Regions from separate parts of the Homo sapiens genome. Here region 2 is linked to region 1. Evidence: chromatin loops called from intact Hi-C (ENCODE). Cell type or tissue: dorsolateral prefrontal cortex. All regions are shown on one strand. Links, peaks and the distances in the headings refer to the core of each region. The heading gives the core; the rest is flanking DNA. Region 1 has its middle 24 kb from the start of LINC00639. Region 2 holds the start of LOC105370457 (a long non-coding RNA gene).

What was found. Peaks named below come from ENCODE experiments on the same cell type or tissue, not always from the same donor. Only the 100,000 strongest peaks of a DNase experiment are listed, where the experiment ranks them.
Region 2: a loop joins it to region 1, with 2.9 times the contacts of the local background. A loop is called at or near these places in 3 of 110 quality-filtered maps.

The regions. Positions count from the first base shown.
Region 1 is chr14:38,932,511-38,948,757 of GRCh38, reverse strand. No RefSeq gene overlaps it. Among named protein-coding and RNA genes, the nearest start is that of LINC00639, 24 kb to the right of the region's middle. RefSeq lists an enhancer at 15,459-16,247. In dorsolateral prefrontal cortex, for the core only: no CTCF peak of the experiment used is centred there; DNase peaks (open chromatin) are centred at 77, 1,190 and 3,827; H3K4me3 peaks cover 4,955 bases; H3K27ac peaks cover 7,561 bases.
Region 2 is chr14:38,870,549-38,886,795 of GRCh38, reverse strand. The region is part of intron 2 of LINC00639 (long intergenic non-protein coding RNA 639); the gene reads left to right. LOC105370457 (a long non-coding RNA gene) reads right to left here and starts at 8,066. Exons shown (of 5, transcript NR_135256.1): 1 at 8,055-8,066; 2 at 4,156-4,200. In dorsolateral prefrontal cortex, for the core only: no CTCF peak of the experiment used is centred there; no DNase peak of the experiment used is centred there.

The DNA of each region.
Region 1 (16,247 bases), core at 43-8,042:
AGCTGGGCTAAGTTTTTATATTTTAGTAGAGATGAGGTTTCATCGTATTGGTCAGGCTGCTCTCTAACTCCTGACCTCAGGTGATCGACCCACCTCGGCCTCCCAAAGTGCTGAGATTAGAGGCATAAGCCACTGCGCCCAGCCCCCAGTTCTATTGTTCCTTTCTTTATGTCCATGTGTTCCCAATGTTTAGTTCCCACTTATAAGTGAGAACATGTGGCATTTATTTTCTCTGGGGTATATAACTGGTAATGGGATTGCTGGGTCAAATAGTAAGTTTTGTTTTAAGTTCTTTGCTAAATCTCCAAACTGCTTTCCACAGTGGCTGAACTAATTTGCATTCCCATCAACAATGTGTAATTGTTCTCTTTTTTCTGCAGCCTTGCCAAGATCTGTAATTTTTTGGCTTTTTAATAATAAGGCCATTCTAGCTGGTATGAGATGGGTATCTCATTGTGGTTTTGATTTGCATTCTCGGGTGATTAGTATACATGAATTTGCTTCTGCCTTTGCCACCCCTGAGACAGCAAGACCAACAACCCCTTCTCTTCCTCTTCAGCCTACTCAGTGTGAAGATGATGTAAGTATATTTTTTACTTATAATTTTCTTAACATTTTCTTTTCTCTAGATTATCTTATTGTAAGAATACAGTATATAAATATATGCAGCATACAAAATATGTGTTAGTTGACTGTTTATGTTATAGGTAAGGCTTCCAGTCAACAGTAGCTATTAGTAGTTAAGTGGACTTTTGACTACATTCATGGCCAGCACCCCTCACCTCCACATTGTTCAAGTCAACTATATTTTTATTTTATGGATACTCTTAAATTATATATATAATTAGGTTTACTTTTTTGAGTTGGTTGCTAGGAAACTCAGAGTCAAAATTGTGGCCCATATCTAAAAAGGGTGCAAGATCTATGGCATGCATCTTGGATGAAAACTTTATCCCTGCATTATCTTTTCCCCATCCTCATTTTATGATTTTATCATAAATTCTTTGATACTTTTATTAGAGTTTTCCAGAGAACTCTAATAGATGTTTGTATCTATCTATCTGTCTATCTATCTATCTATCTATCTATCTATCTATATCTGTCATCTATTTATTTTAAAGAATTGGCTCATACAATTGTGGAGCCTTACAAGTCCAAAATCTGCAGGGTAGGCCAGCAGGCTGGAGAGCCAGGAAAGTGTTGGTGTTGCAGTTTGAGTGAGAAGACACTCTGCTGGCAGAATTCCCTCCTTTTTGGGGAAGTCAGTCTTTTCTATTAAAAATTCTAACTGGATGAGGCCCCTCGATAATATGGAGAATAATCTGCTTTACTCAAAGTCTCCTGATTAAAATATTAATCTCACATGAAAAACACCTTCACAGAAACATTTAAAATAAGTTTGATCAAATAACTGGATACTGTGGTCCAGTCCAGTTGATACGTAAAATTAATCATCATAGTATGTTATGCATTTTTTTTGAAACATGGTCTCACTCTGTCACCCAGTGCAGTGGCATGATCTCAGCTAACTGCAGCCTCCGCCTCCTGGGTTCAAGCAATTCTCCTGTCTCAGTCTCCCAAGTAGCTGGGATTACAGGTGTGCACCACCACGCCCAGCTAACTTTTGTATTGTTGTAGAGATAGGGTTTCGCCATGTTGGCCAGGCTGGTCTCGAACTCCTGACCTCAAGTGATCTACCTGCTTGGCCTCCCAAAGTGCTGGGATTACAGGCATGAATCACTGCACCCAGCTGTTATGCATTTTTATAACCCTCCTTGAAGTCTTTCTTGAAATAAAGCAGGGTATAGAACATACCTAAGGTAAAATGTGGTTTTCCTTTTTAGTAATTTATGAAATATGTGCTGTTATCTTTAGTTTATTTTAGCCCCAATATTGTATCATTTGAGATGGCCATTTCTTCATCACTCTGGCATTGAGGAGCTATATGTAGCTACGGTCTGCAAGCCAACCATCCTGGGCAAGTCAAACAGACACTTCTACTTAGGTCTTCCAGTGGATGTGCCTCTCTCTGGACATTTAAAAAAATCTGAATATTGCCTATGGAAGTAAGTAATAACTGAACACTTAAACTTCAATTCCGTACTTGTCGCAGTTTAAGACTCTTGATTGAAATTATTGGAAATACATCTCTAGTTCCTTAAGCAAGAAGGGAGTTTATTGGAAGCATTCAAAGTTAGGGTGGCATGTGCTTTTAGAAACTAAAGAGGCTGAAGATGGTGGCTCACACCTGTTATTCTAGCACTTTGGGAAGCCTAGGAGTTTGAGACCAGCCTAGGCAATATAGTGAGACCCTGTCTTTACAAAACCAGAAAAATTAGCTGGGTGTGGTGGCACGTGCCTGTAGTCCTAGCTACTTGGGAGGCTGGTGTGGGAGGATTGCTTGAGCCTGGGAGGTAGAGGCTGCAGTGAGCTGTGATCGTGCCACCACACTCCAGCCTGGTTGACAGAGCGAGCCCTGTCTCAAACAAACAAACAACAAACAAACAAACAAAAAGCCCAAATAACTAAAGAGAAACACATAATACACAAAAAGCTTAGAAGTGAATTACATACTGTGATTATAAAATTATTATTATCTCATAACAGATTATTAAGTATCTCATAGCCATCATTTTTCTTTATGTCTAACCTAATCCCTGCTGCTGAGATCCAAACAATTCTCTTTCTGCCTGATTATTAGCAGAAAGACAAACTTTTCAGTCAAGGGCAGAAAGCATATTTTGGTCAGGTGTCTACTACCAGGCTAAGAGGCTGTGGCCAGGACAGCAGGGTCTATAGTAGAAATGTAGCTTGTGGGGCCTGTCTGTGTTTGTGTATGTGTGGTGGGGTGTGGGGAAGAGGAGAGAGAGACAGAGGTGTGGGGAGAGAAAAGTAGTAAAGTAGGCTATTTCTCAGTAAACAGATGCTTGGGCCAGGTAGACACCATAAACCTTGTCTATTATGATTTTTCTTATATAATTGGTGGTTTCAAGCCTCTTAGAATAATAATAAAGAAGAAAGTCAGAATATTGAGGTATGGAGATATTCTTGAAAGATGTACTAGTCAATCTCTTCATCCAGCTACCTTAAAACCATTATTACTAAAAAGTTGTGTATACTTATTGTGAGAATAAAAGAGTAGCGACATACAATATGAAACATAAAACTCCTCCCATGTCAATATTGGCTCCCACACCACTAATCCCAGTGCCATTCACTAGAGGTTAAATGTTCAGTTTGGTAGGTAGCCATCAGATGTTCTTCTTTTTTTTTTTTGAGATGGAGTTTCGCTCTTGTTGCCCAGGCTGGAGTGCAATGGTGCGATCTGGGCTCACCGCAACCTCCACCTCCCAGGTTCAAGCGATTCTCCTGCCTCAGCCTCCAGAGTAGCTGGGATTACAGGCATGCGTCACCACACCCAGGTAATTTTTTTGTATTTTTAGTAGAGACGGGGTTTCTCCATGTTGGTCGGGCTGGTCTCGAAGTCCCGACCTCAGGTGATCTGCCCACCTTGGCCTCCCAAAGTGCTGTGATTACAGGCATGAGCCACTGCGCCTGGCCCAGGTGTTTTCTTCAAATATATAACTATCTTTATTCAAAAATATCTGTAACATATATGTAGTGCCAATCAGGAGGCTTTTAGCTAGAAGTGAGAGAACACTTGGTTCAAACTAGCTTAATTCATGAGGACATTTACTACTCTAGGAGCAGGAAGTCTGAAGGTAGGCTGTCTCCAGGCACAGTATAATCAAGGCTCTGGCTCAGCTTCTCTGTGATCTTTTTCCCCGACTCTGCCTTCCTATATATGTTGGCTGGTCTTCAGCTGGCTTCCTGCATGGTGGCCAGATGGATCTCAACAGCATGCTGGTCACATGCTTCTTTGTTCACATCCAGTTGCAGAGGGAGAAAATGCTCAATCATGGAATAATTTGATTGTACCAACTTAAATCTTGTGTTCACCTCTGGATCGATACCAGCTGTGGAACACTGCCACGTGTTGATTTTTTAAAGCTTGGATTCCTAAACCAAGGGGATTGGATTACCATGATCAACTTAGACTGATCAGAATCCATCCCTGGAGCTGGAATGGAGTCAATTTCCACTGAGCCACATGACTCGTGTGGGAAGATATTAATATATAACGGATTGTGAGGAAAGCAGAAATGTCGGCGTGTGAATAGATAACACGAATGTTAGTCTCCAGCCCCACTATAAGACCATAGTATACATGAGATTTGAATTTTTTTCAAGAAGGGAGTTATTTTTAAATTTTCGTGCTAAGAACTGAAGATTATAAATTGCAGATTTATAAGGAGTATGGTCACTAGGATGTTTACGAAAAGCAGATATAGACATTTTCGTAGAACCTAACTATAAACATTGGCCAGGGAAGGATAATATTTTAGGTTATCAGCAGTCAATTATATCACAGGGGCAGAGTCCCGAATAGAGACTATTTGGAGGTGTGGGGAGGTGATGCTGCCATTGAAGGGCAGCCTTTGAAGTCTCCCCACTGTCTCTTGCTGCTGCCTAGCTACTTTCAGCTGATCATTATTTATAATCCCTGCTCAATCACCTCCCTGGGTCTTGAAATGGTAGCATTTCAGGCAGTGGGTCATGGTCTGAATCTAGTCATCTTTTTATTATTTTAAGGTTACTGGTAATGTTGAAAAAATACTTCTAGCCTTTCCAAATATTGCTGGATACTAGAAATTTGAATTTCTGTAATTTCTATTAATGATATATAATTAAATCCAGATACTTCAGTATTGCACAGCTCAGTCATTAGCAAATGGATACAGTGCCAAAGCTGGTAGCTCTCCAAGTTGCAGGTGGTTCTCAATGGTATCCAGGGTGATATTTGGGCTATAGCCACAGGCAAAATGGCAAAGTAGAAGCGAAGCGAACTTGGGTCACATCCACTGTCTTTTTTGCATCATTCTTCCAGCAGTTGAAAGGAATAATAGAGTGATCCTCATATCAAAGACTTCTTTGATGGGTCTGACATGGAGGTGGGTAGATGATGGCATTATGGAAAGCAAGGGGTGGTGTACAAAGTGACATGTCCTCTAGAGGAGTGACTTTTATGTAAAGGAGAAGAAGCATTATAGAGTAAGAACTCTCCTGCACCATTCTTGACTCAGGGATATGGAGTGATGAGCAGTGCTTATCCAAGGGTTGCTAGAGAAGTGAAATCCTCAGTGCAGAGCCAGGAGAAGGAGGCAGAGCTCCGAGAAGCTGTTCCTGCTTGACTGCTCAAAGGGAAGGATGTCTCAATGAGGCCACGGCACACCCACTGCCGGGATGGAGGAAGAAGGTGTTAAGGATGGTCGCTGGTGGTCTGTCCACCACCAGAGACATACTCTCTGGATATTTGTTTTTGTCATCTCTACGGTGGAGGTGAAAATACTTACCCTGCAAGGCTGTTGTGAGGATCACGTATAATCATCCTCCTTGAACGCACCCTTTGTTTCAGAATTGCTGTTTTCCAACCTTGCATCATAATGTAAAAGTTTATTCTCTAAGTGAAGCTGATCTCATCTATCAAAAAAAAAAAATGATTCTTGCTTCTGCCTTTTCCCCTTATTGCCATTCTCCTTCTTCTGTACCTGTTTGCTTAAAGAAAAGGTCAGCGACTTGGCCACCCCATTCCTGAACTGTTGCCAACTGTTGGTATGTGCACAGCCTTGCTGAAAACTCCCAAGGCACCAATTGCTTTTTAAAACCTCAAAATCACTTAGTGACACTTATCAACAGCTAATATTAACGGATAGTGACGAATACCACAGATGTCTTCCCAGAACTGACAGCATAAAATCAGTGTAGCCTGGGCTAGGGAATGTTAAAAAATTATAGAAGTAAAGTGCATATTTTCCAACTTTTATCTTGTAATAAAACTTTCTATATTTTTAAGTGCTTAATTACCATTCCTTCCTCTTTAACAAAAAATAATATCTGGCCAGGCATGGTGGCTCACATCTGTAATCCCAGCACTTGGGGAGGCCGAGGTGGGTGGTTCACTTGTGGTCAGGAGTTTGAGATCAGCCTGGCCAACATGGTGAAACCCCATCTCTACTAAAAATACAAAAATTAGCTAGGCATGGTGGTGGGCGCCTGTAATCCCAGCTACTTGGAAGGCTAAGGCAGGAGAATCACTTGAATCCAGGAGGCGGGAGTTACAGTGACCAGAGATCACACCACTGCACTCCAGCCTGGGCGACAGAGCAAGACTGTCTCAAATAAATAAATACATAAATAAATAAATAAATAAAATCTAATGCAATGAGTTTCACTCTGAGGAAAAGAAAACATATCAAAAAAATCTCAACAACTTTAAGAAGTTTTCAAACTTAAAACTTCATTTATAAGGTGATCATAATGTTACTAAATAGGCCATAGAAAATACAATGTATTTATTTAGATTGTGTGGGCACCAATCATCAAACCACCATCTTTGATTATGAAGATCAGTGCTATAATCTCATCTAAGTTTACACAGTGGGCTTCTGAACACCACACTGGAGGAAGCAGAGAGAAGAGGTTGTGTTATATATTCACCCTGAGCACAACAAATACTCTTGGCCACTTTGGTTTCGGTTTTTAGTTGGAGTTAGGAAGTTTTGGGGGAACAGTTTTTGGCTGTTAAGAATCGAACTCCATGTCTAGATGCATAGCAGTAAATATTGTATTCTTAGAAGTTTTCCAGCTGAAATTTATGTTCAATGAATATTTACTGAGCATTTATTACATGCAAAGCTCTGTCTTATGGGCTGGAAATATGACTAGGATACAAATTTAGTTTTTAAGGAGCTTAGAATTTTTTGGTATGTATTTATGTGTGGGTGTGTAAAATGGCAAAAAAATCTTTTTAAATAGTTTAAGAAGTTAGTACCACAATTATTTCTAAGAGGCTGATGACTTCCTTTGGAGAGGAATTTTCTGATCTTCTTTTTGAGGAATATAAGCCTATATTCTCAGAGCCGAATGAGAGAAAGGGGTGGGGTTCTTGTTTATTCAGTATGTAGACTTTTACTTTGTTCCTCGGTTTTAATTTTACCTCAGTGCTGCCCTCAGCTGTGCCTGGAGCACAGGGCACCTCCAGTTCGGCCTCTCCAGAAGTAAACTTGTCTTCTGCCTATCTTGTGTTTGTTGGGAGGAGGTGACCTGGGACTCTACTACTATTGATGAAGAATCCGAAAAAGTCTTCTATTAGCCCTGTGCCACACCCTACCTATGAGGTAGACTTTGTCTCTTATTCCCCCAAATTCCTTGCCCATTTATTTACCATCTTCCAAAATTAATTAACATTTAACATCATTTCCTTTACTGAGCTTCTTATGATTTTGGGTTTATTAGTGTTCATTCCTTTACTTTTGTATTTCAGGCTTTTGGGAAGAAGCAGAGGTAATTTCTTTTGCACAAAAATGTGTGCAGGCCGGGAGCGGTGGCTCACACCTGTAATCCCAGCACTTTGGGAGGCCGAGGAGGGCAGATTACCTGAGGTCGGGAGTTCAAGACCAGCCTGACCAACATGGAGAAGCCCCATCTGTACTAAAAATACAAAATTAGCTGAGCATGGTGGTGCATGCCTGTAACCCCAGCTACTTGGGAGACTGAGGCAGGAGAATTGCTTGAACCTGGGAGGTGGAGGTTGTGGTGAGCTGAGATTGCGCCATTGCCCTCCAGCCTAGGCAATAAGAGTGATACTCTGTCTCAAAAAACAAAACAAAACAAAACAAAACAAAACAAAAAACAAAACAAAATGTGTACAATTACCTATGTTTGACTCTGTGAGATCTTTGGACACAGCACCTTGCCATCTTTGCAGCACTGTTCCCAGACCACTGCTTGTGTTGGTTGGAATGGTGCTTGGCATATCTCATCCATGCTATTTATTGACACAATTAGAAGTTTACTGTTCCATAGCAGCTGCCATATGACAAGTCTGAAGCACATTACATCACTCTCTGGGGGATCTTTGTGGTATTGTATAACATAGTGGACTTGGTACATTTGCTAAATCCTCTATTACACAAAGTACTATTCTAAGTGGGATATAAGATTGGAATCAGCATGCAATTAGCCTTAAAGGAGTCTGGACTCCAGGTATTCTACTGAGGGAGCTAAGAAACACTCATAAGGCCAGGCACAGTGGCTGACGCTTATAATCCCAGCACTTCGGCAGGCTGAGGTGGGCGGATCACAAGGTCAAGAGATCGAGACCATCCTGGCCAATATGGTGAAACCTTACTAAAAATACAAAAATTAGCTGGGTGTGGTGGCACGTGCCTGTGGTCCCAGCTACTTGGGAGTCTGAGGCAGGAGAATCTCTTGAACCCGGGAGGTGGAGGTTGCAGTGAGCCGAGATTGCACCACTGCACTCCAGCCTGGTGACACAGCGAGACTCCGTCTCAAAAAAAAAAAAAACAAACCCCAAAAACAAAAAAACACTCATAAGTCACTATAATACAACAAAGGAATCTCTCTCTTTTTTTTTTTTTTGTAGCCTGTGTATACCTGTCATCAATTATGCTATGTAGTTCAGCAATGAAATAGCAGACTTCTCTAAAAGTCTCAACTTGGGCTGTGTGGCCTGGGGCTTAAGAGCATGGACTCTGGAGCTAAGTGGCCAGTGCCAAATCCTGGATTTGAATCAAAAGCCTAGAATCTAAATTCTAGGAGCTGTGTGACTTCTGACAAATTGTTTTTTTTTTTTTTACTTTTTCAACTTTTATTTTAGAGTTGGGGGTACATGTGCAGGATTGTTACAGAGACATCCTGAGGTTTGGGGTACTAATGATCCTGTCACCAGGTAGTGAGTATAGTACCCAATAGGCAGTTTTCAGCCTTTGTCCCTATCCCTCTTTCCTCCTGCTAGTAATCTTCACTGTTTATTGTTCCCATCTTTGTATCCCTGTGTACCCAGTGTTTAGCTTCCACTTACAAGTGAGAATATGAGATATTTGGTTTTCTGTTTCTGTGATAGTTCACTTAGGATAATGGCCTTCAGCTGTATACATGTTGCTGCAAAGGACATGATTTTGTTCTTTTTTATGATGTATAGTATTCCATAGTACATATGTCAAATTTTCTTTATCCAGTCCACTGTTAATGGGCACCTGGGTTGATTCCATGTCTTTGCTATTGTGAATAGCGCTGCAAATGAACATAAGAGTGTCTGTATTCTTTTGGTAGAACAATTTATTTTCCTTTGGGTGTATACCCAGTAATGGGATTGCTGGGTCGAATGATAGTTCAATTCTTAGTTCTCTGAGAAATCTCCAATCTGCTCTCCACAGTGGCTGAACTAATTTACATCCCCACCAGCAATGTATAAATGTCCCCTTTTCTCCACAGCTCACCGACGTATGTTATTTTTTGACTTTTTTTTTTCTTTTTTTTGAGACGGAGTCTCACTCTGTCGCCCAGGCTGGAGTGCAGTGGGACGGTCTCGGCTTACTGCAAGCTCTGCCTCCCAGGTTCACACCATTCTCCTTCCTTAGCCTCCTGAGTAGCTGGGACTACAGGCACCCGCCACCACGCCCGGCTAATTTTTTGTATTTTTAGTGGAGACGGGGGTTTCACTGTGTTAGCCAGGATGGTCTCGATCTCCTGACCTCATGATCCACCTGCCTTGGCCTCCCAAAGTGCTGGGATTACAGGTGTGAGCCATCGCGCCCGGCCTATTTTTTGACTTTTTAACAAAAGCCATTCTGACTGGTGTGAGATGGCATCCCATTGTGGTTTTGAGTTGCATTTCTCTGACTATTAGTAATGCTGAAAATTTTTCACGTCTGTTGGCTGCTTGTATGTCTTCTTTTGAGAAGTGTCTGTTCATGCCCTTTGCCCACTTTTTTTTATTTTTTATTTTTGCATAAGTTATTGGGGTACAGGTGGTGTTTTGTTACATAAGTAAGTTGTTTAGTGGTGATTTGTGAGATTTTGGTGTACCCACCACCCAAGCAGTACACACTGCACCCTATTTGTAGTCTTTTATCCCTCACCCCCTCCCACCCTTCCCTCCAAGTCCCCAAAGTCCATTGTATTATTCTTATGCCTTTGTTTCCTCATAGCTTAGCTCCCACATATCAGTGAGAACATACAATGTTTGGTTTTCCATTCCTGAGTTACTTGGAATAACAGTCTCCAATCTCATCCAGGTTTCTGCAAATACCATTAATTCATTCCTTTTTATGGCTGAGTAGTATTCCATCATATATATATATATTCACATATATATATATTCACATATATATGTATATTCACATATATATATATTCACATATATATACAGTTTCTTTATCCACTCATTTTTTGATGGGCATTTGGGTTGGTTCCTCGATTTTGCAATTGCAAATTGTGCTGCTATAAACATGCATGTGAAAGTATCTTTTTCTATTAGTGACTTCTTTTCCTCTGGGTAGATACCCAGTAGTGGGATTGCTGGATCAAATGGTAGTTCTACTTTTAGTTCTTTAAGGAATCTCCACACTGTTTTCCATAGTGGTTGTACTGGTTTACTTTCCCACCAGCAGTGTAGAAGTGTTCCCTAATCACTACATCCATGCCAGCAGCTAGTGTTTTTTTATTTTTTGATTATGGCCATTCTTGCAGGAGTCAGGTGGTATCACATTGTGGTTTTGATTTGCATTTCTCTGATCATGATCATTAATGATGTTGAGCATTTTTTCATATGTTTTTTGGCCATTTGTATATCTTCTTTTGAGAATTGTTTATTCATGTCCTCAGACCACTTTTTGATGTGATTTTTTTTTCTTACTGATTTGTTTGAGGTCATTGTAGATTCTGGTTATTAGTCCTTCATCAGATATACAGATTGTGAAGATTTTCCCCCACTCTGTTGGTTGTTTGTTTACTCTGCTGACTGTTCCTTTTGCCATGCAAAAGCTCTTTAATTTAATTAAGTCCCAGCTATTTATCTTTGTTTTTATTGCATTTGCTTTTGGGTTCTTGGTTATGAAATCCTTGCCTAAGCCAATGTCTAGAAGGTTTTTTCCAATGTTATCTTCTAGAATTTTTATAGTTTCAGTTCTTAGGTTTAAATCCTTAATCCATCTTGAGTTGATTTTTGCATAAGGTGAGGGATGAGGATCCAGTTTTATTCTCCTACATGTGGCTAGCCAATTATCCCAGCACAATTTGTTGAAAAGGGTGTCCTTTCCTCACTTTATGTTATTGCTTGCTTTGTTGAAGATCAGTTGGCTGTAAGTATTTGGGCTTATCTTTGAGTTCTCTAGTCTATTCCATTGGACTATGTGCATATTTTTACACCAGTACCATGCTGTTTTGGTGACTATGGCCTTATAGTATAGTTTGAAATCAGGTAATGTGATGCCTCCAGATTTGTTCTTTTGCTTAGCCTTGCTTTGGCTATGCAGGCTCTTTTTTTGATTCCATTTGAATTTTAGAATTGTTTTTTCTTATTCTGTGAAGAATGATGGTGGTTTTTTTTAGGATTGTGTTGAATTTGTAGATTGCTTTTGGCAGTATGGTCTTTTTCACAATATTGATTCTACCCATCCATGAGCATGGGATGTGTTTTCATTTGTTTGAGTTGTCTATATTTCTTTCCGCAGTGTTTTGTAGTTTTCCTTGTAGAGGTCTCTTGCTTGCTTTGTTAGGTATATTCCTAAGTATTTTATTTTTTTTTGCAGCTATTGTAAAAGGGGTTGAGTTCTTGATTTGATTCTCAGCTTGGTCGCTGTTGGTGAAGAGCTACCAATTTCTGTATATTAATCTTGTATCCAGAAACTGTGCTGAATTCTTCTATCAGTTCTAGGAGCTTTCTGGAGGAGTCTTTAGAGTTTTTGAGATTTTGCAATTGCAAATTGTGCTGCTATAAACATGCATGTGCAAGTATCTTTTTCTATTAGTGACTTCTTTTCCTCTGGGTAGATACCCAGTAGTGGGATTGCTGGATCAAATGGTAGTTCTACTTTTAGTTCTTTAAGGAATCTCCACACTGTTTTCCATAGTGGTTGTACTAGTTTTCTTTCCCACCAGCAGTGTAGAAGTGTTCCCTGATCACCACATCCATACCACCATCATATTGTCATCAAACAGCAACAGTTTGGCTTCCTCTTTACTACTTTGGATGTCCTTAATTTCTTTCTCTCGTCTGATTGCTCTGGCTAGAACTTCCAGTGCTATGTTGACTGGTGAGAATGGGCATCTTTGTTTTGTTCCAGTTCTCAGAGGGAATGCTTTCAACTTTTCCTCATTCAGTATTATGTTGGCTGTGGGTTTGTCATAGATGGCTTTTATTATTTTGAGTTATGTTCCTTGTATGCCGATTTTGCTGAGAGTTTTAATCATAAAGAGATGCTGGATTTCACTGAATGCTTTTTTTGCATGTATTGAGATGATCATGTGATTTTTGTTTTTAATTCTGTTTATGTGGTGTATCACATTTACTGGCTTGCATATGTTAAACCATCCTTACATCCCTGGTATGAAACCCACTTGATCATGGTGGATTATCTTTTTGATATGTTGTTGGATTTGGTTAGCTACTATTTTGTCAAGGATTTTAGCATCTATGTTCATCAGGGATCTTGGTCTATAGTTTTCTTTTTTGGTTACGTCCCTTCCTGGTTTTGGTATTAGGGTGATACTGGCTTCATAGAATGATTTAGAATGATTCATACATGCTAAAATCCTAAATGCTCCAGACTTTTCTCTTTCTCTATCTTGTGGAATAGTGTCAATAGGATTGGTACAAATTCTTCTTTGAATGTCTGGTAGTATTCTGCTGTGAATCCATCTGGTTCTGGACATTTTTTTGGTTGGTAATTTTTAAATTACTCTTTCAATCTTGCTGCTTGTTATTGGTCTGTTCAGGGTATCTCATTCTTCCTGATTTAAGCTAGGTGGGTTGTGTTTTTCCAGGAATTTATCCATCTTTTCTAGGATTTCTAGTTTATGTGCATAAAGGTGTTTATAGTAGCCTTGAATGATCTTTTGCATTTCTGTGGTGTCAGTTGTAATAACTCCCGTTTCATTTCTTATCGAACTTGTTTAGATTTTCTCCCTTCTTTTCTTGGTTAATCTTGCTAATGGTCTATCAATTTTATTTATCTTTTCAAAGAACCAGCTTTTTTTTTTTCATTTATCTTTTGTATTTTTTTTGTTTCAATTTCATTTAATTCTGCTCTGATCCTGGTTATTTCCTTTCTTCTGCTGGGTTTGGGTTTGGTTTGTTCTTGTTTCTCTAGTTCCTTGGGGTGTGACCTTAGAATGTCAGTTTGTGTTTTTTCAGTCTTTTTGATGTAGGTGTTTAGGGCTATGAACTTTCCTCTTAGCAATGCCTTTGCTTTATCTCAGAAATTTTGATAGGTTTTATCACTATTGTTGTTCAGTTCAAATAATTTTTTAATTCCCATCTTGATTTTGTTTTTGACCCAGTGATCATTCAGGAGCAGGTTATTCAATTTCCCTGTGTTGGCATGGTTTTGAAGATTCCTTTTGGAGTTGATTTCCAGTTTTATTCCACTGTGGTCTGAGAGAGTGCTTGATATAACTTCAATTTTCTGAAATTTATTGAGGCTCATTTTGTGGCCTATCACATGGTCTACCTTGGAGAAAGTTCCATGAGCTGTTGAATAGAATGTGTATTTTGTAGTTGTAGGATGGAATGTTCTGTATAAATCTGTTAAGTCCATGTATTCCAAGGTATAGTTTAAAATCCATTGTTTCTGTTTTGACTTTCTATATTGATTACCTGTCTAGTGCTGTCAATGGAGTATTAAAGTCCCCCACTATTATTGTGTTGCTGTCTGTCTCATTTCTTAGGCATATTAGTAATTGTTTTATTAATTTGGGAACTCCAGTGTTAGTTAGGTGCATGTATGTTTAGGATTGTGATATTTTCCTGTTGGACAAGGAACCTTGTCCTTCCTTTACCATTATATAATGTCCCTCTTTTTAACTGCTTTTTAAAAAAATGTCTTTTTAAACTGCTGTTGCTTTAAAGTTTGTTTTGTCTGATATAAGAATAGCTACTTCTGCTCACTTTTGGTGTCAATTTGCGTGAAATGCCTTTTTCCACCCCTTTACTTTAAGTTTATGTGAGTCCTTATGTGTTAGGTGAGTCTCTTGAAAGCAGCAGATGGTTGGTTGGTGAATTCTTATCCATTCTGCAGTTCTGTATCTTTTAAGTGGAGCATTTAGGCCATTTGCGTTCAATGTTAATATTGAGATGTGAGGTACCATCGCGTTTATCATGCTATTTGTTGCCTGTATACCTTGGTGTTTCATTTTTTGCTTTTGATTTTTTTTGTTTGTTTGTTTGGAGACAGAGTCTTGCTCTGTTTCCCAGGCTGGAGTGCAGTGGCACAATCTTGGCTCACTGCAACCTCCACCTCCACCTTGGCGCAATCGTTTCTCCTGCCTCACCCTCCTGAGTAGTTGGGATTACAGGTGCCTGCCACCACACCTGGCTAATTTTTGTATTCTTTGGTAGAGATGGGGTTTTGCCATGTTGGACAGGATGGTTCTTAAACTCATGACATTAGGTGATCTGCCCATCTCTGCCTCCCAAAGTACTGGGATTACAGGCATGAGCCACTGTGCCTGGCCTGTTTTTACTTTGTAAATTGTATTTTTGTTTTATGGGTCCTGTGAGATTTATGCTTTAAAGAGGTTCTGTTCTGATGTGTTTCCAGGATTTGTTTCAATATTTAGAGCTCCTTTTAGCAGTTCTTGTAGTGGTGGCTTGGTAGTGGCGAATTCTGTCAGCATTTGTTTGTCTGAAAAAGACTGTACTTTCCATCATATGCGATGCTTAGTTTCAGTGGATAAAAAATTCTTGGCTGATAATTGTTTTGTTTGAGGAGGCTGAAGGTAGGGTCCCAATCCCTTTTAGCTTGTAGGGTTTCTGCTGAGAAATCTGCTGCTAATCTGGTAGGTTTTGCTTTATAGGTTACCTTGTTGCTTTTGTCTCACAGCTCTTAAGATTCTTTCCTTCGTCTTAAGTTTAGATAACCTGATGACAGTATGCCTAGGTGATGATTTTTGCAATAATTTCCCAGGTGTTCTTTGTGCTTCTTGTATTTGAATGTGTGGGCCTCTAGCAAGGCTGCGGAGGTTTTTCTCAATTATTTGCCCACATATGTTTTTCTAGCTTTTAGAATTCTCTTCTTTCTCAAGAACACTGATTATTCTTAGGTTTGGTAGTTTAACATAATCCAAGACTTCTTGGAGGCTTTGTTTATATTTTCTTATTCTTTTTCCTTTGTCTTTGTTCGATTGGGTTAATTCAAAGACCTTGTCTTCGAGCTCTGAATTTCTTTCTTCTACTTGTTCAATTCTGTTGCTGAGACTTTCCAGAGCATTTTGCATTTCTATAAGTGTGTCCAATGTTTCCTAAAGGTTTGATTGCTTTTTCTTTATGCTATCTATTTCCTTGAAGATTTCTCCCTTCACTTCTTGTATTGTTTTTCAGGTAAACCAGGGATTTCTTCTTGGTTTGGATCCATTGCTGATGAGCTAGTGTGATTTTTTGGGGGTGTTAAAGAGCCTTGTTTTGTTATATTACCTGAGTTGGTTTTCTGGTTCCTTCTCATTTGAGTAGATAGGCTCTGTCAGAGGAAAGGTCTAGGGCTGAAGGGTGTTGTCCAGATTATTTTGTCCCATGGGGTGTTCCCTTGATGTAGTACTCTCCCTCTTTTCCTATGGAGTTGGCTTCCTGAGAGCCAAGCTGTAGTGACTGTTATTTCTCTTCTGGGTCTAGCCACCCAGCAAGTCTACCAGGCTCTGGGCTGGTACTGGGAGTTGTCTGCACAGAGTCCTGTGATGTGAACCGTCTATGGGTCCCTCAGCTGTGGATACCAGCATCTGTTCCAGTGGAGGTGGCAGGGCATGAAATGGATTCTGTGAGTGTTCTTAGCTTTGGTGGTTTAATGCTCTATTTTTGTGCTGGTTGGCCTCCTGCCGGGAGTTGGTGCTTTCCAGTAGCATCAGCTGTGGTAGTATGGAGAGGAACCAGTAGTGAGCACGGCCCTAGAACTCCCAAGAATATATGCCCTTTGTCTTCAGCTACCAGGGTGGGTAGGGAAGGCCAATGAGATGGGGGCAGGGCTAGGCATGTCTGAGCTCAGACTCTCCTTCAGCAGGTCTGGCTGTGGCTGCTGTGGGGGATGGGGTGAGGTTCCCAGGTTACTGGAGTTGTATACCTAGGAGTATTATGGCTGCCTCTGCTGAGTCATGCAGGTTATCAGGGAAGTAGG
Region 2 (16,247 bases), core at 5,278-13,277, 67 kb after region 1:
CTATCTCCTCCCTCCCAATCTAATGATAACAGATGGATTCAAAGTAACATCTATAAAAGAAGCTTAAGCTATGTTTAACTTAACATAAAAAATTCATTGAGTTTCACCAAATAAATAATATTGACTAAAAGTTGGGAGAGTTTTGATTACATGGTTATTAAATCATTATAAAACATAATGTGGTTTTTGAGAAGCAATTCCTGACTTGTATAACTGTTTTTAAAAAAGGAATCTTTGATATAAAAAATGATGAAGCAACTCAATTTTACTGGCATAGAATTTGGGGAAGAGTATTAAGAATTATTTTATTTCTAATATTGAATGTATGAGAGAGCAGATCAAGTAATAAATTTTAAATTATTTCAGTTTTCATGCTGGATCAATGTTTGCTATTGCTGAATTTTTTCTGGAGTAATTTTGGTTTTGAGAAAATTAGAATTGATTTATTTGTAAGTAGAATTCTGAATAGAAACTATAAGCCATGCTGAATAACAAACTCAAATATAGATTTCTTGTCCCGATATTTAAAAGACATCACTTTTGAAGAAAAAAGTGAACTAGGGTTAACCCAATTTCTTACCTTGGCGAATATGAATGATATCTATAGTACAGAAAAAAAAAGGTGATACTCATATGAGCCTATATAGAATCAAAGAATTCAATAAAATGCCAGATCATTCTACTTTTTAGGTATACTTGGAAACTGAAATATCATCAAAAGAATTGAATACTGCATGCAGTGAGCCAGTTATTCCTATTGGAGAAACAAATAACTGTATAAATATCTTCTTTGAGCAAGTGGGCAGTTGAATTTCAATGATTTAAAATAGCTTTATTTTCAATTTTAAAATGTCATGCAGTAAAGTTTTAAGGAAACCCTACAAAAATACATTTATAGCAGACTCAAGCAGTTACTTTCAGATAATGAGATGTTTGGTTCTCTCTATTGTGGTTTTTCAGTGTAGACTTCATCTGAATTATCACTTCTTGGCCTGTTGAGATTTTCAATGTACGAGGATTTCTAAGGATATTATTTCCCCCATAACATATTAGCTATGAAGAAATGCCAGTCATCTGAACAATATTTGAAATTTACTGTGCTCTGGAAACTGTCTTAGGTCCTAGGATGGAGTTGGGGTTAGAAGACAGGGGAGGAAATAAAAAAAAGAATAAGATGCCCTGGTCCAGTAGCATTTGCAGTGATGCGTGGGCACTCTGGGATTTCATGGCTCATCATGGTTCTCAGGGCAAAGGTGAAAAAACTGAGTCAATTAGAAGTTTATTATTTTCCATGTTGTCACATTCTGGCCATATTCCTATTGATTTTGTAGTAGACCATTAGAGTATGCCGAGAGCCATACCTTGCCACTTATTCATATAATTCATATTCATTATAACATGCCAGTAGTAAAGAGAAGAATCCCAGTTTCCACTCCCCTTTTTGAATAAACCTTATGGAAACAATTAATGTCATTCATGGGATCTGGGACCTGGTAGATGCTGAGCATGTTTCACCACTTAGAGAAGTGTACAGGAAACCTGAGGTCATTTCAGGATAGCATGGCTAGTTGGGTCAGAAGGGATTCTAGCCTGTCCCATTTCTGCTGAAAGAGTGAAGTTGGTCTTTATTTCACTTGTCTTATATACCTATGCTTAAAAATAAAATAAGGAAACCAGAAGCCAATATTTGACTTTAGTATAAATCCCTTAGGGAACCATTCACTCATTCAGTCATTTCAACACGATCAAGTTCTGAAGCATCTCATGTAGTGGAAAACAAACTGGTACCAGACACTGGGGACATAATGATGAAAAGACTTGGCCCCTGTGTTAGTTTGAGCTTCTATAACAAAGTACCATAGAATGGGTGGCCTATAAACAACAAGAAATTTATTTTTCACAGTTCTGAAGGCTGGAAGTCTGAGATCAGGGTGCCAAGACGGTCCCCTTCTGGTGAAGGCCCTCTTCCAGGTTGCAGACTGCCATCTTTTTGTTGTATTCTCATGTAGCAGAAAGAGCATGGAGACCTCTATAGGGTTCCTTTTATAAGGCTGATCCCATTCAGGAGAGCTCCACCTACATGACCTATTTATGCCCCAAAGACCCCACCTCCTAATACCATCACTTTGGGGGTTAGGATTTCAATATATGAATTTTTTTGGGGAGAGGGCACAAACCTTCAGTTTATAACAGTCCCTACCCTGTAACAGGAATACATTTGCAATGTGGTAAGTGCCTATTGTAGAATGACTTCTGGTCAAGTTTTTTCTAAGGGGTTACTAATTTATTAGTAATTTATTAAAAGTAATGGCAAAAACCACAATTACTTCTGCACCAACCTAAATATTTATGTATTTTGACCAATTTCAGCAGTCTTTCCACCAGCTCCTTGACAAAGGCATGAAACAACTGATTGACTTGGTGTTGTGGACAGATCCACCTCTTGTTTGCCCATCCTGATCAGGACTATAAACTTTCAGGGTCAGCTGGGGCCTTTTCTCTCACAGAATGAAAGCAGCTGAGAGGAGGCTGACTTGGCTGTGTAATCTCTGTCCCACACCTTGAAAATTCCAATGTAGGGGTGTTAGAGGAGAAAAGATTAGAGGTGTTCTGAATGGGAGAGATTTAATGTCTCTGTGACTGGGACTCAGACTTCACAGAGATCCCCATTCCCCTCCTCCATGCACACACTCATAAACTCCTCACTGGTCCTCTAACTTCAAGGCTGTTGTTAACACTGAGCTGCAGGGTAGAATGGAGTGGGCTTATCTCCTATTGATTCATTTCTTTCTAATTGCTTGAGGAGGTAGAGTTTGGTTATCAAAACTTTATTTTTGTCAAGTTTTGCTCATCAGTTCAGTGTTCTCTCATCAGATTTTTAGGACATCAGCATATTGTTTCTTTCAAACAAGGGTATTAATGGTATATAAGAAAATCCCCCAAACATAGACTGATACCTTTTCTTTCCGCACCTCCAAGGTAAGATCATTACCAAAAGAGTTTTAAAGAAATGTCTTAGCTCTTGTTAAAAGAGACTACAGAGGCTGAGGCAGGTGGATCATGAGGTCAGTAGTTCAAGACCCAGCCTGGCCAAAATGGTGAAACCCTGTCTCTACTAAAGATACGAAAATTAGCTGGGCGTGGTGGTGGGAACCTGTAATCCCAGCTACTCGGGAGGCTGAGAAAGAGAATTGCTTGAACCCGGGAGGCTGAAGTTGCAGTGAGCTGGGATTGTTCCACTGCATTCCAGCCTAGGCGACAGAGGGAGACTCTCAAAAAAAAGAAAAAAGACTACAACACAACTCCATTACAACAGTAATGAGAGACTATCGCGGAATGTACACCTTTATTAGAGTCCTTATTTCTCAATATTTTAGTAATCTATTTACCTTTTTCTCTATAGACTCTAAGTATCATGAGGCTAGAGACTATGTCCTCTATCTGTGTATTCCCAGTACCTGGCACAGTGCCTAGCCCATGATAGTTGGGCTCAGTAAATATTTGGTGAGCCAATATATGTTCGGTGAAGGAGTGGATATTTAAAAAAATTATCTAGTTATAATGGAATTTCACTGTATAATTTTTGTTTGATGTCCAATTTCAAAGAAGTCATTTTTTTGTCTGAAAGAGCTGATAATGTCATTTTAAAAATCTTTTGATTAAATAAAATGTACCAGCATTTTCTTTCAAATATATCAGCTTATTATTCTGTAGCTCAGTTATCTCTCTCTAGGTATTGAGGAGATGTGAACTCTAAGGGACAAAAGCTCTACATAATTTGAAGGTATTATACTCAAGGCAAAGTTTCTTTTCAGGTAAAAATTACACTGCAGTTTTTCAATCAAGTGAAAGTTAACATTAACATTCACAGGAGAGTTTTTGTGCCCATCACACATCTTTTACTTCCATGACATTAAAAAAATTAAATAGATAGTGCTCCCTCTCAATGAATAATCCAGAAAAAGAAGTAATGAGGCATACATGAAAACCAGTTAATACAACCATGATCTTCTCAACATAATGGTCTGAGGTGATTTATTTGTGTTGACAGTGTTTACTCAACTATAACCTACTTATAAACAGAGTAGTGAGTCATCACTACCAATGATGAGCTTACTTAGGGAATTTTATTTTATTTAAATGGCCAGTACTTACTATATTTTGAGATGGTTGCTCAGAAGAGTGGGAAGAATTTGTTCACTGTAAAAGAATAAATTTTTCAGATAATTATAAGGGAAAAATAAAGTTAATTGAATTATATAGTTGGTATTTAATGTCATAGATGAATTTTTATGTGTAAGCAATCATTATATATGAAAGTTAGTCCCTAGCAATAAAATTGTACTCATGTAAAATTTTTTCCTTGGTTTAAATATAGTCTTTCCTTTCCATTTGAGATATTCAGAGGCTATACTTCATAAACATCAATATCTTTCCAAAGTGATTGGTCATTTTCTTCTCTAGGCTCAGCAGAAAATTAGGAAATACGTAACTCATTCAATAACTAAGGATAAAAACTTCCATGCATTTTAGACTTATTTCTTGGCTATTATGTCTGCATCTCTTATCTAATGGATGGATATCCCAGAAATGAGTTGCCTCCACTCTGGCTTGGTCAATTATACTTAGATGGAGAAGAGTTGAAGGGAAGGGTGGGAACCCTAGCTCTGTTCTGTTTTCCCCTCTGAACTACAAAGGATCCTATTAATATCTATAGCTATTGAGCTAACATGTAAAGTCTTGCCTACTATTTCTTTTTCAGGGCATGGTAGATACTACTGAGATAAAAATAATTTTCTAAGAAACCAGGATTTTAATAAAAATGTAAATTATTTTAACATTAGTACTGAAGTTCAGGTTAATAAGTATGGCAGTGATTGATAAAAATCTTATGTACTGGCAAAAACGTTAGAGGTGGAAAAAGTTTTCAACCTGTCTGAGAGACATAAATGTATTATTACTTGAAAATCATTTCATTAAAGGTAAATATTTGTTTTACCCTCTAGATTCATACTTAATATAAAGTCAAAGTTGAAAATAAGGTAATTAGTCTTAGTGAAATTTTTGTCTCTGCTCCCAGAAAGGTCAACTAAATTTTCCCAGATGTTACAATTAATTTTCATTATTGCTTTTAGCTTATCTTTATTTCTAGTTCCCCATTTTTTTTTCTTATCTTTTCCTGTTCTATCAGAACGAATTCTATTTCTCACATTAGGACCAAGGAAGGATTGGAATTACTTACAATGGAAAAGTTTTACTTGAACTTCATTCTCTCTTCCTCCTTTTGTTTGGACATCTCCACTTTGTGCTTGTTTAAAACCTTTCTCAGGCTATTTTTACTGTTATTTTTTACACTGAGCTGTTTGGAAAAATGAAGTGTCAGCCCTGAGTTACATATTACCCTTGTGGCCTTCAAACTCTCGTACAGTAGTCTTTGATGTCCTCATTTCCAAGCTTAGTTTGCAGCCACTTTCCCATTGTAAGTGTACTTTAATTACACTTTCAAATCAGGGTCCTGGAAAGCTGAGGTAATTTGCAGGGAGCTTAATGAGGAACTGTCTACCAGAGTTTAGGGAAATCTGAAATGTTTCAGTAACCCTAGGACTAGTAACAGCTGGTTATTGCTCTAGGCCTGAAAGAGTGTGATAAACCATCTCTAGGATTCCCACCACCCAGTGAGTGTGGTGTTCATGCCCTTGGGTACTTCCTCCCTCTTGAGTGTAGGCTGAACATAGTCATATGCTTCTAATAAACAGAACACGCTAAAAGTAATAGGATGTCACTTCTGAGATTAGATTACAAAACAACAATGGCTTCTGTCTGGTTGTCTTGCTTGCTCTGAGGGAACCCAGCTGCCAAGATTGGAGCTGCTTTATATCAAGGCCTTCATGAGAAGAAACTGAGGGATGCTTCAGTCCAACAATCTGTGAGGAAATGAATCCTGTCAACACCATATGAGTGAGTTGGAAGTGGATCTTCCCTCAGTTGAGCCAGGTGAAAATACAGCTCCAGGTAATACCCTGATTACAGTTTTTCGAGAGACCTTGAGGAAGAAGCACCCAGGAACTTTGAGATAATAAAAGATTTCTGTTTTAAGCTGCAGTTCTTGGGGGTCACTTGTTATGTAGCAATAGATGGCTAATTCAAGGAGTTGGGGAGGAAGCAGTTACTGGAGTCAGAGATGGCTGTGTGGCGGTCTCCTGCTAAGAGCTGTGGCTTTCATTCAAGGGTCACATTCAGTGTGCAGGAAGTTGGGGGAATAAATACCCTGTCTTTCTTCCCTGTCCTGCTGCAGTTGTCTATTTGCTGGACCCAGTCAGAAAACAGGAGGCAAAAGAGCCCTTTGGTGAGGTCAAATAGCCAGCCTCCTGTGGCTCAGAGCAGGACAGAGAAAGGGGGAATAGATCTGGAAGATATGTAACATAGGGAAAGAAATGAATCCATTTGTACTTACCATTCAATCTAAGAAACCTTTGTTATAAATACAGTTGAAATCCTCTCTACCCGTCCCTGAACATGTTCTTTTCCCTTTACCCACAGATAGTCGGGATCTTTATCCTGGGGTTATTATTCCCATTCAGTTTTAAATTTTTACCTGTTTTGGCCAGGTGCAGTGGCTCACACCTGTAATCCCAGCACTTTGGGAGGCTGCGGTGGGTGGATCACCTGAGGTCAAGAGTTAGAGACCAGCCTGGCCAACATGGTGAAACTCTGTTTCTACTAAAAATACAAAAATTAGCTGGGTGTGGTGGTGGGTGCCTGTAATTCCAGCTACTCGGGAGGCTGAGGCAGGAGAAATGCTTGAACCCAGGAGGCAGGGGTTGCAGTGAGCTGAGATGGTGCCATTGCACTCCAGCCTGGGCAACAAGAGCGAGACTCCCTCCCAAAAAAAATTTGCTTTATTTGTTTATTTAATTTTCATGATCAGAATGGCCTATAGTGTCCCGGGCATGTGTTAGAATAGTGTTTTATCCTTTGATTCATTTATCCTGTTAGTTTTCCAGATAAGATTACTGGGTCTGTGTGCACCAAGGGGATGCTCCTCAAATTATGCTGGCTAAATTGAGGAATCATACAGTTCTGTTGTTTCATCTATAGCAGAGATCAACATACTTACTGAAAAGGACCAAAAAGTAAATATGTTAAGCTTTGTGGGCTACAAGGTCTTTATCTGTCACCCTATTCACCTCCACCATTGCAGTAGAAAGCAACCCTAGACAATGTGTAGGTGAATTGGTGTGGCTGTTTTTCAATAAAACTTTACAAACTCAAGTGGCAGGCTAGATTTGGCCCATGAATTGTTTCTCTGCTCTATAGCAGCCCTGAGAAAATGACCATGGGACTAGCCATCCTGGTGGCACACATGCCTCTGGGAAGAGAGAATTTTCAGCATAAAATCCCAAAAGGTTCATAGCAGCTGAAAAAAGCAGGTCTGCTTAGGGGCTCCTTTAAGAACAGGCAATGTTGAGAAGAGGGAGGTATATCAGAACCTTGAGGAGAAGCTGAGCACTGGCAGAGAGGAGGAAGTACAAGGGGCAGAAGCTGTAGTGCTGACTGATGCTCAGTCAGAGTCAAAGTGGGTGATTTGGGGAGGGTAACAACATGGCCAGCAACAACTCCAACGGATAGGAGAGGTGCAGCGGAGTTCGTGGTGGCTTGAGTGATGTCTCAGCAACATATTCTGGAACACAGTGGCATTGAGCACACTGGGCTGTGGTCCATCCAGACCTGAGTGATTCTGGGACCTCAGGCAACAACCTGCTGTAATGCAGGAGTTTAAGACACTGCTGAGCAGACTTCCAGAGAGCCCTGTGGGAAAAACCTGGGAAGGTGTATGCATTTGTATGCATGTGTGTGCATGAGGATGAGGTGGGAGAAAAGAGGAGAATCAGTAGGGTATTTTTTGCTATCAGATTGCTGGTCTGATCATTGTTGAGACAACTCCTGTACCCACAGGGATGGGTAAGGGCATGGCATGAGGTCCTGGGTTGCATGACAATTATATAAGCAGCAGGTTGATTTTTCTTTACATCCACTTCCCAACATTCACCTACCCTGAGATGTCAATTTGTTTCTGTCTTGTCTTTTTTTTAAATTTGTGATTCAAGAAGAATTCTATGAAACAGAAATTCTAGAATATGTTCTGAAATAAAGGGATGTCACAATCAAAGTTTTCTAAGCAAAGACACTTCCCTTCAAAAGAACTCAATTGCTGACTATAAGATGCTGAATTATTTTAGGTTGGTAGCTGAAGCCATATCTTGCAGTTTTTCTATTGAAGGAAGTGCTTTGTTTAGAAAAATGACTTGGTAAGCAGTTGGGAGTAGATTGGCTGGATTGAAAAAGAAGAAGGAATCAAATAAATAGTCAATCTGATATGCATTGAAAGTAAATACTGTATAGTTTGAGAGAGGAGAAAAGCCAAGAAGAGTAGAGAAGAGAGGGAAGGGAGTAAGAAGGAGAGAGATTAGGCAATCTGTCAGTACTCTGGAATAAATGGACAATGGTGGCCAATCAGAGGTTTCTGGTGGAGAGGAGGAGAGGATTTTTAAGAATGGAGATATCTAATCTTCGGTTCTAAGGTGTTTGAATTGCTATGACGTAATGCTCCTTGCCTCTCCAAGCCCTTGGGAAAGTCTGATATTTTTATGAAAACTTGTTTGGTGCTCTTGTGGGAAATAAAGAGCAGTTAAGGATATGTGGTAAACTTCACATTTACCCTACAGCTGATGCCAAGAAGAAGAGGAATGTCATGTGAAAAGGAACAGGAGTTCAGGAGTTCCAGATGAAAACAAGATATAAAATGAATGGCAGTCCTTAGGGAAATTGAGGGTGGCCCAGATAAGAATGAAGTTGGCTCTGGGCCCCTTTTGATAGAATAAACCAGAGGGTGGTGAATATGTGACACACGGGTCATGTTCCTCTTATGGATTCATGAGGATTGTTCAAAAACTCTGAGAAGTCTGGAGTTAAAACAGCAATGACAACAGTGAAAACCTTAATTCTGTTTAATCTAGCATTTTCCAAACTTATTTTACCATGTATCTCTTTTTTAAAACTTAGTAACACTGAGTGTTCTTAGGAATATTCTTTGCCTTTAAACTATTAATATTTTTATAGTTGTGATCAAACCCTTCATTTATAAATAATCTCTAAGATACACTTTAGTAGAGGGTTTTGAAATGTGCTAATTCTTTTGAATGCCAGCTCTAAGAAGCCGAGACTTTAGAATTGAAAGGCAACATGAGGATCTTCTTATAGGGCACAGGCAGGGCTTGGCATGGATTAGGTATGGACGGTGGAGAAAGAACAGAATCAGATGATGCTCAGATTGCAGCCTGGAGCTACTGGGTGGATGGTGGAGCATTTCCAGGGAGAGGGAGCATGAGAAAGGGCAAGTCTGAGCAGGCATGGCCTTCAGGGGTCAGCTCTGACTTGGTTTTTTTTTGTTTTTTTTTTTTTTTTTTTTGAGACGGAGTCTCACTGTGTCGCCCAGGCTGGAGTGCAGTGGCGCGATCTCTGCTCACTGCAAGCTCCGCCTCCTGGGTTCACGCCATTCTCCTGCCTCAGCCTTCTGCCTTCTGAGTAGCTGGGACTACAGGCTCCTGCCACCACACCTGGCTAATTTTTTGTATTTTTAGTAGAGACGGGGTTTCACCGTGTTAGCCAGGATGGTCTCGATCTCCTGACCTCGTGATCCTCTTGCCTCGGCCTCCCAAAGTGCTGGGATTACAGGCTTGAGCCACCGCGCCCGGCCCTGACTTGGTTTTGAACGTGAGGCTTTGAGATGTCTGTAAGATCTCCATGTTGGGATATCAAGTAGTTACAAAGAATACATGAGTCTGAAACTAAGAGGAGAGAAATGAGCTGTTAATTTGGCAGGTAGGTACTCTTTGAGGCCTGCGAGAGGGTGAGTTTGCCTGGTGAGAGAGCTGAGAGAGAAAAATAGAAGAGGACTTAGTGTTGAACTGTAAGGGAATGTGACATTTAGAGATTGCATAGATGAAGAAGAACCAGCAAAGGAGTCCTTAAGATATCAGAAGACAAAGAAAATATGAGAAAACCCAAGAGAAGAGGGTGTATCAAGAAGGAACGAGGGCCACTGGGACAAGAGCTGCTGAGAAGTCAAATGAAAAGGACGAAAAGATAAATGATATTATCTAGTTTTGTGCTAAATTAAGCAGTGTGGCAAATGCTTGAATAAATGTGATTCTCATAAAAATCGTGGGAAGAAGTCATTATTTTATGGACAAGGAAACATACTCAGACAAATGAAGAAATTCAAACTGAAGCCTCTAGGCTATCCTGCCTTCCAAAAATTCCTATTTCAATGCCAGTGTTTGCATTTCGTATGGCTGATTAGCAAGTCCTGATAATTCACATTGTAGAGAATAATGATTCTTAACTTTACATTTTTAGCTTACTATGGCTACATTTTGACTTTAGTATTTTCTGATGGAGGGTGGGACGGGATAAGATACTTCCTACAAATATTTTTGGAAGAAGACCAATGAAATTGTAACTGTTGTTAAAAGGAGGCTATAAAATTTAAACACAGGCAACTCCATCCTTCATTAACACAGAAAAATTATGGTATGTCATAATTCATTCTGAAGTTTATTACCACAAATATTGAATAGAGTATGTTATGACATTATATTGACATCCTACTTCCACCGATAACCCAGGTGCTAGAAAATTTATGCAATGCTGACAGTTAAGCCACAACTCTTGGTATAATTCTCAGAAAATGTTGAAAACGGAAAAAAGCAACTTGATGTAGTTGAATATTTGAGCGAGGAGGAGCTCTTTCACATAGCCACAGTATTCTAGAGTGTTTAAAATCTGAGTTAAAAAATGAGTGTGATCTCTAAATATTTTCCTTAGGATGTGCTAAGATATTGCAGTATAGATAGTTCTAGGATGGCCAGGTTGACTAGTGTCAGGTGCAACTTCTCAGTTTTGTTGTAGGTGGGCTGTAAAGTAAACTATCACCAGCTAGTTATTCCGGTGGATGCAGCACCATTTGAGTCTACCGTGAATTGTTCAGTTATTTCTCAGATGAGTATATTTGGCTGCTAGACAGTGGATTTTTATAGAATCATTTAAGATCCTACTACCCAGCAGGCTGAATACCAGGCTATCATTTTTTTTAAATAACAAAAACCTTTTGTGAAAATTCCAGGGAAGGAATACAGACAAAATGAAATCCTAGCTCTATAGCTGCTATACTAGGATCAATTGTTTTAAAATAGCACAAACTGGCACATAGTGGAAGCTCAATAAATGCAGTACTAATGCTGCAGATATTAGGGAGGGCATTAAGTTACATTTTAGGTGATCATTCATCTTCCACCTTCCTACAAAAATCTCCTGATTTGAGCCATGCTGCTTATAGCTCCAAGATGCTACTGTGCCATTCTGGGGAAAGTTGTGTAGTGTAGTGTTGGGAGCAAGAATTCTGGAGCCAGACTGCCTGGGCTTAAATCCCTAGTCCTTCTAGTATAGCTGTGTGACTTTAGGCAAGTTGCTTCATCTTTCTGTGTCTCAGTTTCTTCATCTGTAAAATGAGGATGATGAAAATAATAGTTTCTATCTCATAGGGTTGTTAGAGGTGTTATGCTTGGCATCTAATAAATAAAGCCCTGAGAAACATACAGTTGGTATGCACAATCAGTAGCTTGGAGTTCATTTATCTCAATGCCAATATCTATACCTTCACTCTGCTCCCAGAACTCACTTTCATGCTCACACCTTGGATCTGGTCACCACTAGGAACTAGGAACTCATCTATTTCTGAACTACTGCTTTTTGTCTTTAACAGTTGTCTCACTTTCTAAGTTTCATCCTCTTTGGTCTTTGAATTTGTGAAGACTTCTAGTTCCTTGACATTTCCCTTTGCCTTCTGAGTAACATACATCAGCTAGATTAATTTCCTTCCCTTTTCCACCTACATCTTTTAAGCTTCTCTTGCTAGCACCTTCAACTCTCTTGCCCATTTGCCATGCGATGCCCAAACCCGGATCAATTCATCTCTCCTTTTATTCTTGGAAACCCAGAGCATTGTGGATTAATGTCATTAGAAAAAGGTAGGATCTCTAATCCTAAGTAGACCCTCAAAACCACCCAGTGATCCTCCAAAGTGCCTTTGTTGAACTTCCTTTGCTATCTCCTATGCCAAGTTGTTCCAACTTTTATGACTTTCCTAATGTCTCTTACCCTAGACCTTTCTTCTCACCAGACCTAGGAGGAATAAACACTGTTCACTTAACACTGATTTTTTTTTAGAATAGTCTTCAACTGCACCTGTTTTTCTTTTCGTCTCTTTTTCTTAGAGTCCAATGTTCTGCTGACATTGCAGTCCTGTCTGCTCTTACTGCCTTTGACACTTCAATTCTGCAGTGACCTTCTTTAAGTCTCATATTTTGAACTTCTTCCTCTCCCCTGGTGTAATGCTTAAGTTTCATTTATCTTCAGAACAAAACCTCATGGCTCCTGGGTCCTCTCTAGCCTTATGTTTCTTTATGAGGCAAGGCTGAATTGTCTTCACTCCTTCATCTGTTATTTCTATCTTAGCTTCCTGCAATCTGACTTCTCTCCTGTTCTACCCGGGATCATCTGCTTGGTGAGTCTATTGGAATCTTATGTTTTCATCTTACTTGACCTCTTCACTGCACTGCTAGAGACTTCCTTCTCAAAACTCCCTTTTTGTGCCTTCTTCCTCATTTACGATTTTCTTCTTGTTTTCTGGCTGCTCATTTAAAAACTCCTCTGTGGACTCTTATTTCTCTTCCTGCTTCTTAAATGATGGTGCTCAAAAGAGTTAGATTCTCAGCCTCTCTTCTGACTCACAAGCTCTATATAATGTATTGCACTTTCAAATTCAACCCATAAATCAAAGACTCCCAATTTATACCTCTAGCTTCATACCCAAATTAATTATGTAATTCTCCAACCCCAAACTCAAGCTTATCCTTAGTGGTGAATTCAAAGCTCATTGGGATCTTATCTCTGCTTACCTTTCAGCCTGATCCCTTGCCACATCTTTATTGTAGCCACATCAAACTGCTCCCCAATTCTCCAAATGCAATAGGCTATTTCGCTGCTTTGAATGCCTTTCCACTCTTTTTATCTAGAAAGCTCCCACTTGTCTGATGGGATTTGAGTCAGTTGTCGCCTACTTTGTGAAACTCTCTCTGACCCCTCTCCTGTTTTCAGATCAATTTTGTAATGCTTCCGTTTTGCAGTATCCAGTTCATATGTATCTTTATATGTCCATTTGATTGCATGGTTAGCATTGATGTGTCTGTGTGCTTTGAGAAAGCATGAGAAACTTGAGGCAGGAATTTAACTTGTGATTATTTTCATCCTGTGGTCAAATCTATCTTTCTAGCCCCAGCACACGGCACGAAGCCTGGTGCAGGGTAAGGAAACAAAGATGTTTTCATCATTGCACATGTTATCTCCTGCATCTACTCTGGCCGATCATGGTTCTTCACTACCTTGAGGACACTGGCTACAGCACTTCCAGTGAACCATAGGGGAATTTAAGCATAAAGGGTTTTAAACTTATCTAGGCCAAGATAATAATTTTATATACCTTTAAGGAAATATGTGTATATTTGTAATTAGCTATGAAAATATAAGTCCTAGTCCAGGCACCATGATATTGAAATAAATAAAAAAAGGATTGATTACCAGAATGAAGGTTAAACTGCTAAAGAGAAACAGGCAGCAAGTCTAATGACAACTTCAACATATACGGCTTCAACTTTGTCTTCTGATTTTAAGTGGTTTCTGTGGAATTTTTTTGTTTGATGTTGACACTTGGAGGGAGACAGTGTGCTTTTTCCTGGTGTGGGTAGGGGTCTGAGCATGTGCAGGTTGCTGACTTCCATAAGGGGCTCAAGGTGCAGGCATTGGGCTAGCCATGCCTATGGCGTTAGTGCATGGCCCAGTGCTTTGCACACACTTCATGCTCAACAGGCATGTGCTAAATGAATACATAAGTGAATAAGAGAACATGTTGGTGGTACCTCATGGAAAAGTGAGGGGAAAAGTATAGTAACAGGATGAAGCCCATGTGTCATAAAAGTTTGGTCTAAGTGTGGTCTTTGGCTTGGGTCAGCTTCTTGGTATCTGAGAACATTTTCCGCCTTGACACAGAGCTCTTGAGACAGCACAACTTGCTGATGACCTCTGGGCTTGTCTTCTTCTAGAGCACAGCTTTTCTTGTCTGTACTCAGGTATAGGTTTATAAAACTCATTGACCACCTGTTGTTTTATCATCTCAAGTTCTACAATTCCTCAGACAGCTCTGTTACTCCCCTCTCACCTTTCCCTGGCCCATTTCCTTTAGAGAACAGGAATCTCAACTAAATTGAAAGAGATCTTACCTAAAACAAATATGTCAAATGCACTGAGCAAAACACAAAGGAAAATTTATTAAGCTTCTAAGATGATGTTATTAACAGTAAAAGTAAAGAAAACAAACATTTGAAATAAGATAGTTGGATTCAAGGTTTAATTTTTGTTTAAATAATCTGTTTTTTATTAGATTTAAAAATGTAATCTTTACTCCAATATGTCAAAAGAGCCAGGTATTATATTACTACAGAGTTTTTCTTCCAGAAGACCTTATAAGAGAAATACAAAAACATAGGAAGAAATACTTAGTAATTGAATAATTCTAGACTCTGTTAAGTGACAAGCAAATTTATTAACCCTGGTAATTTACATGGAAATCAGAGAAACAGTCAACCTAACATTGCATTTTGCTATTTTTTAAGACAGAAATGATTAAACATGTAAATTCAAATTTAAATTATTCATAACTACTGTAGCTGCAGTATTAGCTTCAAGCATTATTAAAAGTAAATGTTTTGCTAATTTGATAAATCATATATCAAATATATGATAAATCAAAGTGTTTTAAATTTTTAATATGATTTTTAGATCTCCTAAACCCCCTGCCCTGCATCACAACCAAATATCCTAACTTTGTTACACGGCCTCTATCTAAGCTCCTGAATTTCTTATAGCACAATGGGGACTGGACTCTCCCTCAGTAAATCTCTCTTTGTGAAGAAATTTTCCATGAGGGAAATAAGTCCAAAAACAAGATTAATGCTATGCTGTCCATCATGTTCTGTATTTTAGCATACCTGCTTTTCCAGTTTCTAAATTCAGAATATAGGTTTTTGTTCTACTTACAACCCCAAGCAGCTTAGGAAAAAAGAAATTCAACTTTATGTAATAATTCTACCTTGGAACTATAGTGTCTGGTTGCCACAGATGCATGGGTAGAGTGTATTCATCCTTGTTTGTGAGTAAAAGCTAGTCTGTGCATCTAACTTAGGAGATAAAAGATATTTGATATTCTAAAATCTTTTCCTTTTTGTTTTTTTGAGATGGGGTCTCACTCTGTTGCCCAGGCTGGAGTGCAGTGGCTTGATCACAGCTCACCACAGTCTTGACTTCCTGGGCTCAGGTGATCCTCCCACCTCAGCCTCCCAAGTAGCTGGGACTACAGGTGCATACCATCACACCTGGCACATTTTTGTATTTTTTGTAGAGACATGGACTCACCATGTTGTCAAGGCTGGTCTTTTCCTTTTTGAAACCACCAAAGCTTTGTCTTTTGTCTATCATGAATAAAGTCATAACTCAATTCACATCAATCTCTAATCAGCACACAAGAAGATTGATTTTGGGTACCACATCATTAGGAGATCTTAGCACATCAAGGTGATATTAACATTAACTCAGCCTTGAGAATTGGAGTATGCACAACATAAATGATCATTTTGCTAAGTTCAACAAAACTGTAAATGTTCAAACTGCCTAAGGGTTGAATTTAGTCGTAGACTTTTGGAGATGGATCAGTTAAACAATCTTTAAGTTGGAAACAGAAGTGTCAATCTGGGCAGAGTATACTGATTTGCCTATGAAAGATGGACATTAGCTATTGCAAAGTTATTAACCTACCCTCTCTACTTGTACTGTTCAGGCTGACCTAACCCCCACATTCATCTGAAATATTCAGGTAATGAGGTTAGAGTTGAAAAAACCTGAATTATGAGGACAATGACTTAGCTTTGTATTTCCATATACGGAACCTATGGTTTCACAGGTGAACAATTTACGTGATGGATTAGTGACAGCCTGGACCTTTGCTGAATTACCAGCCTGGGAGCCTCTGGTTTGTAAATGGTTTTATACTAGCTTGTGGAATGCATTTTGTGCTA